2 separate regions of the Mus musculus genome follow, and region 1 is linked to region 2. A link is a loop called in an ENCODE intact Hi-C map of the cell type or tissue named here. Cell type or tissue: heart. All regions are shown on one strand. Each heading gives the region's core, and the rest is flanking DNA. Links, peaks and the distances in the headings are about the cores only.

What was found. Peaks named below come from ENCODE experiments on the same cell type or tissue, not always from the same donor. Only the 100,000 strongest peaks of a DNase experiment are listed, where the experiment ranks them.
Region 1: it touches region 2 in a loop (8-fold over the local background); 17 of 42 quality-filtered maps call a loop at or near these places.

Annotation. Positions count from the first base shown.
Region 1 is chr7:120,200,163-120,207,736 of GRCm38, forward strand. It overlaps Crym (crystallin, mu), which reads right to left and starts at 1,827. Exons shown (of 8, transcript NM_016669.2): 1 at 1,593-1,827; 2 at 915-1,065. The coding sequence starts at 1,762. It overlaps Abca14 (ATP-binding cassette, sub-family A (ABC1), member 14), which reads left to right and starts at 3,802. Exons shown (of 31, transcript NM_026458.4): 1 at 3,802-3,897; 2 at 7,155-7,276. The coding sequence starts at 7,217. In heart, for the core only: a CTCF peak has its summit at 3,836 (motif pointing left); DNase peaks (open chromatin) are centred at 3,839 and 6,109; H3K4me3 peaks cover 338 bases; H3K27me3 peaks cover 1,458 bases.
Region 2 is chr7:119,845,312-119,852,885 of GRCm38, forward strand. It overlaps Rexo5 (RNA exonuclease 5), which reads left to right. Exons shown (of 20, transcript NM_001370778.1): 19 at 72-190; 20 at 3,421-3,632. The coding sequence ends at 3,502. Among named protein-coding and RNA genes, the nearest start is that of Dcun1d3, 47 kb to the right of the region's middle. In heart, for the core only: a CTCF peak has its summit at 3,988 (motif pointing right); a DNase peak (open chromatin) is centred at 5,610.

The DNA of each region.
Region 1 (7,574 bases), core at 1,660-6,659, 360 kb after region 2:
ATGGACAGCTGGATTTCTTAGGGAATTCAGACATCCAGAGGAGAGGGAAAGGGGGAAAGAGGGTGGGAGCCTGAGAGCCAGCTTGAAGGACTCTAGGAGGTAAGAGTATCAACACCACGGTCAATCAAGTGGACCTAGGAGCGATCTCACTTCCCGGCTGTGTGACCTCAAACCGAGGGTCTCACCTAAGCCTCAGAAATCTCAACAAAACTTAACAGGAAATGCCCAGTTCATATTCAGCACTTGACAGGCTGAGGCAGGAGGATTTCATATGTGTGTGTGTGTGTGTGTGTGTGTGTGTGTGTCCTGGGACACAAAGCAAGCAAGCAAACAGATAAAGCAGTAGAACTTAGTCCAGCCTTGCTTCTTATTAGGGGGTTCAGTTGAGCACAGCTGTTGCATCCCTGAAGTGGGGTAACAATATCATGTTGCTCCTGGGTAGTTTTAATTGTACAGGTAATGTGCTTAGAGTTCCACATCTCCCCAATTGCTCGGTAAATGTGAGTTACTGCTCCTGTTATACCTTGCTAGATGATAAAGATAGATGTCAGGAAGACACCCACAGGTTACTGTGTCTTTTCCTCCATACAGGGAGGGCTTCAATGAATAAAAGTCCCTTCAGCTACTGCTTTAGTTCAAGCTGCGCACTTGGTGTATCTGAGCGTGTTACAAGACCATAAGCATGAACAACAGGATCGTTACTTCTACAGCCACACACTCGCCACCGCTATAGGCACAAGCGGCCCTAGAAACAGGTGCTGTCACGGATCACCATTGATGTCTCCTGTCTGGTCGCTTGCAATCATATTACTTCTCACTAGCGTCTAGGCTTAATTCTGGGCCCAAGGAACACTCTCTATTCCAGGGGAGGCTTCCTCTACCCTCTCTGCCCCAGAGGAGAAGAGACTGCTCACCGCCAGCAGGGAGCCATTGCTGGGATCAAAGAGAAGCACCGATGCCTGATGGGAGGGGACCGCTGTGTTGCTGTGGCCCTCATAGAAGGTGACTAACTTGGTGGTGAGCGCATCCTCAGCAGCACTGTAGGCAGGCATGACTCCCAGGAAGCTGAGAGAGAGAGAGAGAGAGAGAGAGAGAGAGAGAGAGAGAGAGAGAGAGAGAGCGCAATTTCAACTCCTTCCAGTCAATGCTGAGTGTTCAATGAAGTCCCGTTCATCTTCCCTCCTCCATTAATGCTGTGCTGGCACGCCATTCCGTTTGCGCTCATTCCTCTGCCCTTCTGCCCTTCCCTGAGGCTGGACTCACGGTCTGGCTCTGGACCAGAAAGCCATCACACAGCTCAGCCACTTCTTGGCTCTGTAAGCTTCCGCAAATCGCTCTACCTCTCAGTTTTCAACTAGCAGAGCAACAGCCCTGGTACCTCCCTTTCCAAGGACAGGGAGTTGAATTACAGCAGGTGGCACCTGAAAAGCGCTTTCTTGGTAGAAGCCCGGTGGGTTAGTGCCCCTTAAGTAGCAGCTGTTATTAGCAGAGATCAACAAGCCCTCTCCTCCCTTCTCCTATCGCTTTCCTCAGCGTCCCTTCGCGCCTTTCTTTCCCCTTTCTCCCATCCCCTTCTGGTCCCTTACACTCACCCTCGGTGCTTGGCTACAGGCACCACGGTGCGCACTGGCTGCATGACCCCTCCGTCGGGACCTTTGGAGAAGTTGGCCAGTGCGGCCTCCAGGGGTGGGATGAGAAGGCTGGAGCTGCGAAGGTGATCCTGCACCTCCTCTGCGCTCAGGAACGCTGGCGCCCGCTTCATCTCGCCGCCTGCCTTCGAACCCGGGCTGAAACACACTCCACGTTCCAGGAGCTGAGCCCTAAATGAGCGGACTGCCTGAGTAGCAGTGTTGGGCGGGCCTCCTGGGGCGGAGCATCGCCGCCCCTGCCGCCCCTCGGGCCGCGCCCCTGCCGCCCACCCCAACTCCTTGGATTCCAGGGCTTTCTCCCTAAGATTGGAATCAAGGCGGCAGGCTGGGAGTGATGATTCTTGAGTCAGCTGTTCCCATTCCTGTAATTAGCCAACTGACATTCCTGGGCACGCTGTGTGTGTGTGTGTTTGTGTGTGTGTGTGTGTGTGTGTGTGTGTGTGTGTGTGTGTGTGTGTAGAGGACTTTCTGGTTCCACCTTGCTCTTCCACACCAGATCCCCTGGGGGTAGTATTGTGAGAAAGGCAGATGAGAAGGGGCTTGGAGGGTTTTGTTATAGTTTTAATTTTGTCTATTTCTGGAGTTTCTTCTATTCCCAATCTCCTTCCCACACCACCCCTAGTCCTTAACTGTTGCGTTAAACGTAAAGTTGACCCAGGTTAAACAAAACAACCTTCACCTTGAAGTCTCAGACAAGGGTAATGGCTTCCATCATGTAAAGAGCCAAAATGCAGTCTGTGTATTTGTTTTCCCCAAGGAGTTCATATTGTATTTAAAAGCAGGACTCTAGGCAGTGATGCCTAATGTTCTACTATTGATGGAGTAGTGACGCCTAACCTTGACCAGTAATTGGAGAAAGTGCTTCCGGGAACTCAAAGAAAATAGACTATTCTGCCCCAGAGTGGTAAGGTGTCAGGAAGGAGCAAAGAAAACTAGGGCTGCAAATACTCATAGCAGGAACAGCCTATCTCGTTTGACTACATCAACAGTCACCGAGGTATGCAGATGCTCTTGTTAGCTCCAGGGTTTGTCCAAGGTCATCCTGGGAGTCCGCAGCAGTTAGGTTTCATTTGGGGCATGTGTGTGTGTGTGTGTGTGTGTGTGTGTGTGTGTGTGTGTGTGTATGTGTGTGTCATGTGTGCACATTTCCAAGGAAGCCAGAAGAGGGCATCAGATCTCCTGGAACTGGAGGTTACAGGTGTAAGCCACCCTACATGGATACTATGAAGTGAACTAGGGTCCTCTAGAAGAGCTCCAACAGCAGAGTCATCTCGGCTGCCCGTTTTGTTTTGTTTTGTTTTGTTTTGTTTTGTTTTGTTGAGACAGGGTCTCACCTAGGCCACCCCCGGCTTCAAAATTCCTATGTAGTCAAGGCTTGGCCTTGACTTCCCAAATGCTAGGACAACAGGTGTACACCACCAGAGCCAGCTTTAATTTTTATTACTATTAAAACAATACAACTATTATTAAGTGTAGTAATGACTTTCGAGAAAGACTACTATTAATAAACTCAGTAGTAATGTAGGGGAAGCTGCTGCGTCTCTTCCCCGCCTTCCCTGAAGCAGTATCTCTGCCTGGGGAAATTTTCTGCTGCCCCCTACAGATCTAGAAAGAAGTGGGTCATGTCACTTGCTGCTCCCTAGACTGATACCAACACACTAAAGGTGAGAGTGCAGCAAAACAGTCCAGTCCCCAGGCTGCAGCAATATCGAGTCAGCAAGGCTTACTGGACACACAGAGTAGGTAAGCCAATGCTCAAGAGAAATATTAAAACAGCAAAAATTAAAAGATAAAAAATAAAAAGATAAAAATTAACCAAAGGAGAACAACAGTGAACAATATCAAAAATTAAATAGAAGTTAGAATAGCGGAGCTTCTCTTTTGCTGTGGATGGACGGACTCTAAGACAGCTTCTAAGCACATACGTACACAAAAAGATTGGAAATGTACGAAAGTTTTTATCTGGACCTCTGAGTTCTGCTATCGCTTCAACCGTCTTGCTGGCTTTACTACGAGAATCTCTGTTTCTAAAGGAGTGAGCCAAACTCAGTAGAGTGGAAAAGGCTCCAGAGTGCACAGGGGCTACACTCAGGCGGCTCCTTCCAGCGCGCGCCTGGTTCCCATCGCGCACCCGGATCGGATCTGCGCCGCCAGGCGGTTGGCTAGAGCGTTGAGAGGAGCGGTGCCCGGGCGACGAGCGTCCCCTCGTGGCTGTGATGGTGGCCGTGGCTGTTGTGTAGTCCGAGAGGTGTGTGTCAGGGATGGACCTGCTCTGCAGCTGCCCTTAGACGCCCCAGGAGTCCGATGTGGGTCCTCCACATCCACCCACAGGGACTTAGGAACGAATTTCATTGTGTATGTGTGTTGCCAGCCTAAAAGAGAGGACTGGCTGTCTAAAGCAGTGGTTCTCAACCTTCCTAATGCTGCGACCCTTTAATACAGTTCCTCATGTTGTGACGACCCCCAACCATAAAATTGTTGCTACTTCACAACTATAGTTTTGCTACTGTTATGAATCATAATGTAAACATACGTGTTTCCCAGTGGTCTTAGGTGACCTCTGGGAAAGGGTCTTTGAGAACTGCTAGTCTAAAGAGTTAACATCTGGACATCTGGGCTGTGCATGCTGTGGATACAAGGCACATCAGTCTCAAAGACGGTTGAGGTGGGACACTTCTAAGGGCGGAAGTATACCGCCCTGGGTTTTGAAATTGAGCTTGGGGCTGACAGGGATTTGTTGCAGGAGTTGACTTCCGTAGCAAGAGGCAGTGTGCGGAGCATATGTAAGTGACCCATGCATTGTGGAGGCTGAGGCAGGAGCTTGAGGGCAAACAGGCTACAAGACCCTGCCTCAGAAAGCAAACAGAAGAAAAGGGCCCTTAGGCTTTCCTGGGGGTAGTTTTATGATAGACATTGTGTGCCTGTGTTACCCTCTTAACTTCCCAACTTATGGCTTGGCTAGTTTGATTATGACCCCTTCTCTTCTCTTCCCTCCCCTCCCTGCCCCTTTATTATTTTTAAGACCTGGCTGACCTTGGGCTCATTATATAGTCCAAGTTACCCTCAAATGCATGGCAGTCCTCTGTCCCCAGCCTCCGTAGTTCTGGGATTAACAGCATGTGCCATCCCATCTAGCACGACTCTATTTTGATATGGACACTGTTTACAGTTGAGGGGCTAGAAGGAGGAATTCGGGGACCCAGGATCAACTCTGGTCTTAACCTGACTTGAGGCAAATCACTTGACTTCTGTGTCTCCTCTTCAATGAGAAAGTAATTCTTTATTAATCTCACAGGCTTAAAACATTACAGTTCCACACAACATAAGATTAACCATATTTTTGAGTGTCCCTTACCACACTCAATGTCTGTACTAGTTCCAGAACATTTCATCACTCCCCAAATAAACCCTGCACTTATTAAGCAGTCGCTCTCCACTGCCTACTCCCTACAGCCCCTGGCAACTGCTGCTCTTTTTGTGTGCCTGGATTAGTGAAGTCTGGACAATTCATATGAGTGGAATCATATACGCTTTGCTTAGCATACTGCTTTCAAGGTCCCTGCCTGTTGTAGCAGGTACCCTACCTACATCATTCCTTATATGGGCAAACGAGACTCCGTGGTGGGGAATTGCCTTGTCCCATATTGTTAATCAGTTGAATGGACCTTGGGGTTACGATGACTTTGCGAACATTTTTTATATGTTTTATTTTACATTTGTTTATTTAATGTGTGTGCACGTGTGTGGAGGTCAGAGGCAGCATGTGGGAGTCACTCCTCTCCCACCACCACGTGAGTCCAGCAATCAGACTCAGCTCATCCACCTTAAGGAAGCATCCTTACCTGCTAAACCATCTCACTGGCCCTATACTTTGGGGTGGGGGAGGGGAGACAGGGATGGACATATTTCTATTTTCTAGAAGTGAAACTGAAGGATTATACAGACATTGGACATTTGGCTTTGTGAGAAGTAAGCTGCCAGTCTACTTCCCAATACGCTCTGCCCCATGTGCCACCAGTGGGCAAAGGTTCCAGTTTTCTCCTCTCTCGGCACATGCTATTTTCTATTTTGTCCTTGATATAGAATGTTAGTGTATAGCACGGGAAGTTGAAGCCCAGTGAACATTTAGTTCTCATTTGTTCTGGGTGCTAAAGTGGGGAACTTTTAATGAGGCCTTTGGCTATCTGTTTCTTTGTGGAAATGTCTGTTTAGGACTCGTTTTTATTTGTTTACTAGGACTGTATTTAGCCCCTTATTTATTTGGTGTGTCTTTTGTTGCATTGTAAGGGCTGCTCTCTATGTTCAGGATCTGATTTGGCAACGCTTCCTTCCTTCAACTCTCATGCATAGTTAAGAGATGACTCATGACTTCTGTTTATTCTGAGTCTGTTGTTTAGGCCACCACTCCCCCAACCCCGGCTCCTGTCGCTGACCATTTTGCCACTGAACGGCACACAACACGAGGTTCAAACCCAGTTTCGCACCTCTGCACTGAGATAGTTAGTTGAGCACAGTTGGTGACAGTCGTGTTCTTCCCCCGGTGAGTGAGCTAGTGTGATGTCTGTCAACCCTGGTGCATGGAGCGTTTCCAGACTCTGCCTGTGCTTTTCTCAGTTTTGATCTATGCTGATGCTGATTGACAAACAGAAAGTGTTGATATCAGGAATCGTGGGCCTGCCAACTTGATTCCTTCCCCACAGTTTCTCCATCCAGCATTCCTAGGACCATCCTGTTCAAGGCCGCTGGGTTTTGAGCTGAAGACCAACTTTGGGGCGCTTCTGCTGGGAAGGTGGTTGGTCTTTCGGTCTGTGAATACAGGGTTCTCTTTTGTTTCTTATGGTCAAAACCATTGGCCCATAATTGTTCAATGTGATTGATAGTCCTGAAAAAAAAAATAACATGCTGGTGATTTTGATGCTATATAGGATTTTATCACAATGACTAAAATGTGATGTCCTTAGTGTCCTCTGCATAGTAGCAGCTGACCCCAATAGGGGAAACCCTGTAAGGTAAGGACTAGCATTGCCTGACTTAGAGATGATAAGTAGCTGTGGGTTAACTAGTTTGCTCTGAATTATATGCATGCAGCATGTTGAAGAATTGAGATCTGAGCTCATATCCCAGGCTCATAGTTTTTATGTCATACTATCGATGACTATGATGAAAGGGGTGTGTTGTGAACAGGCTTAAAGTACAGAACACGGTGTGAGCAGACATCAAACAGGTGTCTAACCCTGTAGTTTGTGAGACACGTAGACGCTTCCCAAGTACTAACACTCTCCATTTATATTTCATATCTTTGTTGTGAAAACGGACCTGTAGTCTGCTCACTCTTACGTCTCTATTCTCTAAGGTTTTAATAAATTGATATGAAGGTATAAAGGAGCAGTCAGGTACCTAATTCAGAATATTTATTTTTTTTAGTTACCTTTCCATTTATAAAGTAGAGGTGTGGAAAAATGAAGCAATAATCTTTTTTATTGATGACACTTAATATTTTGGCAGGTGACCTTAAGTGTGTTACATCTTCATTTCTTAAGCATCAACCTTCCATCCTTCCTGGTAAGATGGATTCACTACAGATGAAGCAGTTTTCAGTCCTCCTGTGGAAAAACTTCCTTCTAAAGGTGAGTGGTGATGTCTGTGGGAGCTCGATGGGAAGTCTGTGTAGCCAGAGGAAGAACTAACAGCTCACTAACTACATGGATTATAGTTGATTTTCTCTCTTTTGTTCCAAGGCTGGGGTAGCCCTGCTTAGTCTGAAGAACAGCCTGAGAGTCAACAGAATCGGTGTAGGAGAGTGAAACATAGGCAGTATAAGGAAGACAGTCGGGGAGGAGGGCATTCTCATTGTAGAACAAAGGAGAATAATATAGGTCTCTGTTGTGTTAATTAACCCATGGCTCCACACAGGAGCACGCACAT
Region 2 (7,574 bases), core at 1,188-6,187:
CCTGAGAAAGTCCTACAGTTCTTATCAAGGTGAACAGGAGGCTAAATGTCAATATATGACTTTGGTCCTAGACTCGGAAGGTGAACCACCCAAAGATAGTAGCTTGGCGTTGGAGCCGGAAGATTGAAAAGCTCTACCACAGCCTGAGCCCAGGCACCTTCTGCCTCATCCTGATGCCAGGAACCAAGAAGTAAGATTTGATGTGTTGGCCTCATGATTCTGACCCTTGGAATTTAGCTGTCCCCAAGGAAATACCTTTAGTCGAATTGTGTCCAAGCATAATGAGGATTTGCATGGGTTCTTATCATAGTTCTCATAGCTAGACATTACATTCCTTTTCACATGTATGCTTGAACGTATTGGTACTTCTGATGCAGTGCATTGTCTGAGGTAAATAGGTACCTAAAGTGACAACAGGATAAGGTTTCCTATCACAGGGCCCAGGCTTAGCTGTTATCAGGCCTACCCTCTTCACAGATTAGAAGTATAAACATGACTTCCTTGTTCTTCACTTCATTGCTACCTCTGCTTTTGAAGCACAATTTTAAACTTTCTAATTTTAAGCCTAACAAATACTGAAATAGGCTGTGTGAGTCTGGTCCTACCTCCTATTACATATTTTTAACAAGTGACCAAGCTCGCTGGGAAGATGGTCATAGTAGTTGAAAGACTGATTCTGAGTTGATAGCCAGTCATGGAGTACATTATGAAAACATATGAAAACAAAATTCTCCAGTGAGGGATTTGCAGTAAGTCAGTGATCCTTCAAAACATAAAATATGATAAATACTTATAAAATTAATGTTGAAACAGTACAGTTCTGAGGTGAGTGTGTGTGTGCGTGCATGTGTATACACACATGCCACAGAGAAGAGAGACAGTGAGACTTTTGGAGTAGTTAGAAAATTATTGAACTATTCTTTCTTAAGGTTTTCTTTGTTGTCTTATTCATTTATCTTTGGAGACTACATACATGTGCTCAGATCAGCTGTCACATGCCCATTGAGCCATTCCTGCCAGCTCAAACTGGGTTGCTTCAACATAAAAAAGCTGGGTTTAGTAGTGCATACCTGTAATCTTAGCACCTATTAAGTTGAGACAGAGGAATAAGGAGTTCAAGGCCAACCTCAGCTACATAAGGACTTTGGGCCACTGTTAAACGTATTTCAAGATTCTGATATTCTAGTAGTACTGTGCTACAAATAATAGTTTGAGTAATATCTCCTTAATTTGGGGGAGTTTTCCTGTATGATCTTGTTAAAGTTCTGGTCTGTGTCATTAACTTGGGCTTCCTGTCCTTCATCTGTGCCTGTGATTTGTAAATTTGGTCTTTTTATGGTTTAGGAAGACAGGTTCTGTCTACATAGCCCTGGCAGTTGGTATTAAAGGTGTGTGCCACATCTGGCTAGATTTGGCCTTCTCAGTTCTTTAAATCCCTTTCTTGTAGATTTGTTAATTTTTCATATGCTTTACATGTGTAGTCTAATTATTTGTATATGTGTGTATGTGTGCCACACGAGTGTGAGTGCAGCAGATCCTCTGGAGCTAGAGTTATAGCTGGCAACTAAGAACTGAACTTGTGCCCTCTGCAAGAGCAGTGAATGCTCAGAACCACTGAGCATCTCTCCACCCTTAATTCTTCTACTTTATCTTCAAGTCATAGTCTCTCTTCTTGATCCACGCTGCTGGTAAGGCTTTCCCGAGAGTTAAAATTACATTATTGAGTTTTCCAGTTTCATTATTGCTACCTTTTACTGAATTTAGCTTTCAGATCTTGAACTGTCTTGTCATTTCATTCAGTCACATTCAGTATTATCTTGGATTTATTCTGATCGTCTTTAAGTTCACTGAGTTGTTTACTGGTTTCTGATGGTGCTTATGATTTTCTTTTAAATTTAACACTAGGTAGTTTTTATTAGAGAATATTTATACAGGACTCCTGGGTTTATAGGGGGATATAATCTCTTAGCCTTTAATATTTATGTTTTTGCAATGTGACTTGGTCATGGAGAACAATTTTGTGGGTTATATGTCTGATTCTAGCCCACCTCTGTTGATTGGAAGTTTTGGTTTTGTTGCCCATGCTTGGTTGGCTTCAGATTGAGTATCAAGAGTTGGTAGTCAATCCTTCAGATACTAAATGTTGATTTTGGATTGGATGAACAGGGTTAATTCCAATTCAGTGGTAAGCAGGAACAGTAAATGCGTTGCATAGCTGTTATACAAGCCGAGCCAATTGGGTGAGCCAAGGTCTTAGCTAAGCAGGAACATAGGGTCACTAACAGTGAGCCTCAGGCTTAGGAACAGGGCAGGTAGGTAAGTGTTTAGGATACTCACCAAAGTTAGCCAGGACACAGTATGTTTACACCCATAAGGTTTGGTGTGGTGCAGGTGGGCAGGGATCCAGGAAACTCACTGGCTGACACATGGAGATCTGTCAAACCCTTAATAAGCAAGTATTGTGCTACATAGATAGACTCTGGGTCAGAATTAAATTATTCATGTTCTTACTAAGCACAAACATTGCAGTAATGCCTCTGTTAAGTAATTTACCAAGGTCACTCAGTAAGTGTAACTAGTCAGGCTTTCAACCATAATGATCTGACTCCAGAAACCTGCATAAAAGACTTAGTACTTACTAACTTGCTAGTTAACCATTTGTGTTTTACTCATTTTCTGCCTGTCTTGTATCAAAAAGCTCCATTAGTTCTCTTAACCCAGTCCTATGAATATTCATAAAAATGTGACCGTGAACTAACAGGTATCAAAGCACTATTCCAATAACATGCATCATTAAAGAAGCAATAGAAAGATTTTCAAGTAGTACTAACAAAGCTTTAAGTAAACTGAAAAGACTAACACTAGTTTCTAGGGACTCTAAGGACAGATTCTCATTACTGAAACCTGGTTCTTATTTGCAACTGTATGATTTAAACAAGTTATATCTGAGTCTTTCCTTGGAAGATGGAATGAATACTTGTCTTTTTAAAACTTAAAAGCAGCCCAGTGATACAAGTGTTTAAAACTGTCCATACTTGATTTTACAAAAGAACCCAGTAAATGCTGGTTACTACTATGCTTCTTTAAACCTTGGTGCCACTGATCTGTTAAGTGGCAGAGCTAGGATATGAATCAGGCTTCTTCACTGAGCCCTCTCCAGCAGGCAACTTTACAAAAGCTGCCTCTTGGTGTATGGCACATGCCTACTTAAAAACTTACTTCCTCAGCCAGGGGATAGTGGCACACACTTTTAATCACATCACGCAAGAGGCAGAAGCAGGTGGATATCTATGAGTTTGAGGCCAGCCTGGTCTACAGAGTGACTGTGTAGCCAAAGCTACACACAGAGAAAACATTGACTTGAAAAAACAAAAGGCAAAAAAACAAAACCCAGCATGTCTTTGTTTTTATTTATTGCAGTGCTTTTGGGTCGCACCCTGGCCTAGGACTGATGAAAATAAAAGAGGAAGAAGAAAGTGATACCCCAGGCGTGAGAGTGTGAGTCTCTGCACTTTCCAAGTGCCATTTCACATGCAATGATGGCAAGCCTCTCCCTCTTTCAGATAGCTTTGGGATACCCTCTAAAGTATATTGTCATGTTCAAAATTCCAATAAATGCCTAAAACTCAAAACATTTCCTCCTCTTAGATGTGGTGGTGGTGGTAATGCTGGGGGAGGGTGGGGGTGGATGAGTATTTTGTGTCTGAGTTTATTACACAGGTACTGATTGATTCCTGTAGCACTACCATTAAATGACATATACTGAGGCCAAGAAAAGAAAATCCAGCCAGTTTGTCAAGTTTCTGTAAGTAACTGGCTAAACTGTTGACTCCTTGGCATCTGTTAGAAAAGGGGGCCAGGGGGTGGAGATAGGCTGAACAAACATCTGGCAAAAGCAAAGAGAGTGGAAGAGACTTAGCTTTCAATCCCATGTTTGGGAATTCCTCCTCCTTGGGATATAGCTGCAGCATCACTCTTCACCAGCAGGTGTCCCCATCGGACAGGGCACTACTTGGAAACTGGAAACTTCAAACTCACAGTGCTAAGTTTTAAGGTGACTCTCACAGGTAATGCTGTGTTGGAAAGATGGGACATGGCTCCACAATTCCTAATCTTGTAGATATTAACTGATCCTGAGAAAGTAAATTCAGACACACACACCAAGAACCTTGCTTTGTATACACAGATCCTATAATTCCACTTGAAAAAGTGAGAGTAGTTAAGATACTTGTATTAAAAAAAGGGGAGCGGGGCGTAGGGTAGAAGATACCATAGGGTTATTAGAAAGGAATGAGTGTGCACACATCCCCCTTCAAATCCTAGCTGTTTTAATTATTTGCTCAATATAAGTTGAATACTATTAATTCACAAGCAGATGCTAGTATCTCATAGAATTATTATTATTTGGCTTTTTGAGACAGGGTCTCACTTTATGTAGCTAACCAGGCTGTCCACTATGCTGGTCTCAAACTCAAAGAGATCCACCTGTCTCTGCCTTCTGAGATCAAAAGCACCTCATCGGGCTCTCAGAATTTACCATGGAGATAACTTCACTTAGTTGTTCATAGTTGTGCATGTGAAGGGGTACTATATAGTTTTGATTCCTGATGTGTAGGGTAAATATACAAAGCTATGCATACAATTAGAACCCAGCCTGGAATGCTATATGCCAGGATGTTAACAGTATTTCTGAATAGTATGACAGGTAAATCATATTTTACAAAAGGCTTTGATATCTGAGGTTAAGAACTAAAAACAAAACAAGAAAACCCAAGCAAGCTTGGTGATGCATGTACTCTGGAGGCAGGGACAGGTGGATCTGAGTCTGAAAGCCAGGCCACAAGGCTACATAGTGATGCCCTGGTTTTTACTTTAAAAAAAAAAGTTCAGCATTATTATAGTTAGGAGAGAAAAGAAATAGTTCTGAAACTTTAAAGTTGGGCACTTAGATAGTGTTTAACCCTTAAATGTATGTAGCCTCTCTATAAGTTGGACCCTAAGTAGAACAAAGGTTTGATGTGAAATTGACACACATTTTCCTGGAGTCCTCCACTGGAGGAAACTTGGGCTAACTTGAGTTTCTTTTCCAGCTTGGGTTCAATTAGTATCTACCCCTTGAGGCTCCGGTCCAAATAGACAGTGCCTCTCCTGGACATAGACAGGCCTGGGTTAGAACTTTGGTTCTGTTGCTGTGTGTTTGGGTCATTCTGAGTTCATTTCCATAGCTGTATAAGATGAGGAAATACCTACTTTTAATAAGTATGAGACTTCAAAGTTCCATTTGTGGAACATGTCAAGAACAGCAGTAAAAATGCTATTTTCCTATGAGACCCTGCTTAAAATGGGAGCTCAGAACCTACTTCATGGTTGTTAGAAAAAGTCCAACTTAAGAGCACATAAGTGGCAAACATTAGGGGATTTTGCAAACTGTTCCAAGAAGCCATCAAGGCACTCTGAACCTAAGGCACTCCATTTCCTTCAGAATGGATGAGGGTTTCCCCCAGGCCCCAACTGCAAAACTGAAGAAATGGACCTGGCCCGCAAAAGCCTCCGAAGATTCTGCACACTGTGTTCTTCCAGCTGATGCTCCCACCTTTTGGAAACCAAAGCTGCCAACTTGGCCTCTTGCAAAACACACATTCCATTCATACGTGCGTTTGCACATTGTTCCTCCCACACCCTTCTAGGCAGCCAATGCTGAGCTGCCAAGACAGCTGCCCAAGGAGCAGTCTTAAGGAAAGGGCAACTCAAGAGGTTTTTACAGAACCCAATTTGGTTTCGAATTCCTGTCCCTATATTGGGATTGTTCAGAACACTAAGCTACATTTGTTTATTTCCTTGACTCTCTGAAAATGACCTCTTATAAAATAAATAGGAAAGTCAGTGTAAATTTGGAAAATAAAAAGACACACTTAACTACCCAGAATCAATGACTGCCAATATTTTACAAGGTTAAGTTTTTTCTGTCATTATTCAGATCTTTTTAAATAGCTGAATAATATAGTAAGTAATATAACTCATAATTTCTAAAACTTTGTTGACTTCTACTTTGCTGACTCTGAAGCTGCAGTTATGTCTTTACACAGCTTCTAAGAGAAAAGCTACTGTATTAATGCACGTTAATGGTTCTTTTAATTACAGAAAGATATTTCTGTTTGCCAGCATTGCCTCAATTCTCTGCCACTGTGATGCATTAAAGAACAATTTCAGATGTTCAACTACTATTTTCTGGAGTACCATTTAGATTGGGCATTCAGCTTTTCAGAAGCTTCTTCTCTTTTTTTGTTGTTGTTGTTTTTGTTTTTTGTTTTTTTTTTCGAGACAGGGTTTCTCTGTATAGCCCTGGCTGTCCTGGAACTCACTCTGTAGACCAGGCTGGCCTCGAACTCAGAAATCTGCCTGCCTTTGCCTCCCAAGTGCTAGGATCAAAGGCGTGTGCCACCATGCCGGGCTATTTTTCAGAAGCTTCTTGGCTAGATATTCTTCAGTGGCTGGTATATATCTGTTGCCTGTTCTAATGCGAAGCCAACTGCTTTTACGGATGAAATATGGTGTCCCTTTGTCAGTGCTTCTAGGTTGGGTGGTGGTGGCAGCGCACGCCTTTAATCCCAGCAAAGGCCAAGGCAGCCAGATCTGAGTTTGAGGCCAGCTTGGTCTACAAGAATGAGTTCCAGGATAGCCAGGGCTACACAGAGAAACCCTGTCTCAAAAAAAAATAATGTGCTTCTAGCTTGCTTTTTAAAGCATGGAAATCTTGTAATTTAAAGTCCTAATTCATGTAAGTATCCACTGGCCAATTGTATTTCTAATGACTTGACCTTTATTCTTCCTGACACTACCTTGACATACAGCAGCTTCTTCTCATATATAGATAAATTTATCCAATTATATACTTTTTTTCTTTTATAATTTGGGTCAAAACCCAGGCCTAGAGGGATGACTTCTAGAGCCAATTTAGCAATCTGCTTTGAGGATTCACTAGGAGAGGCCAGAATTAAAGTGATTCTTCTCTATCCCTCTGGACTTTTTAGCATACTTCCTTGGTAGAATTCCATTCCACGTGCAATTAAGCTCATCTGGTAACTGTATAAAATTTTTTTTTGCCAATCGTTTTAGTTGAAAATAGGGTTTTATCATCTTGTAATCCATTCACCACTCTGTTAACATTCAGTTGGGTGTCTTCCTGTCCACTCTACTACTGTAGAGCCTATCTGTGCTTAATAGAAGGGACAAAGCACAGAAGAAACAAGCCCAGGAGTCAATGAGAGGATTGTGGAGCAAGGGTAAGTTTTCTAGGGAGTGTAGTCAACCTTCCCAACTGAAAGGGCTTATCTAATCCCCACCCCACTAAGAGAGGAAAGGTCAAATATCATCCCCCACAACAGCTGTGCCCACAACCACCACCACCACACAATACCCTTAACATCTTTTTGATGAACCTTAAGGAGGCTTAACTATGAGGCACTAACTATGAGATATCATGGGTGTTTCACAGACTTTTTCTTAAATCCTAATACCAATGCCCTTTATTTTGCAGATGAATTAAAAAATAAACTTAATCATTGCAAGCCTAA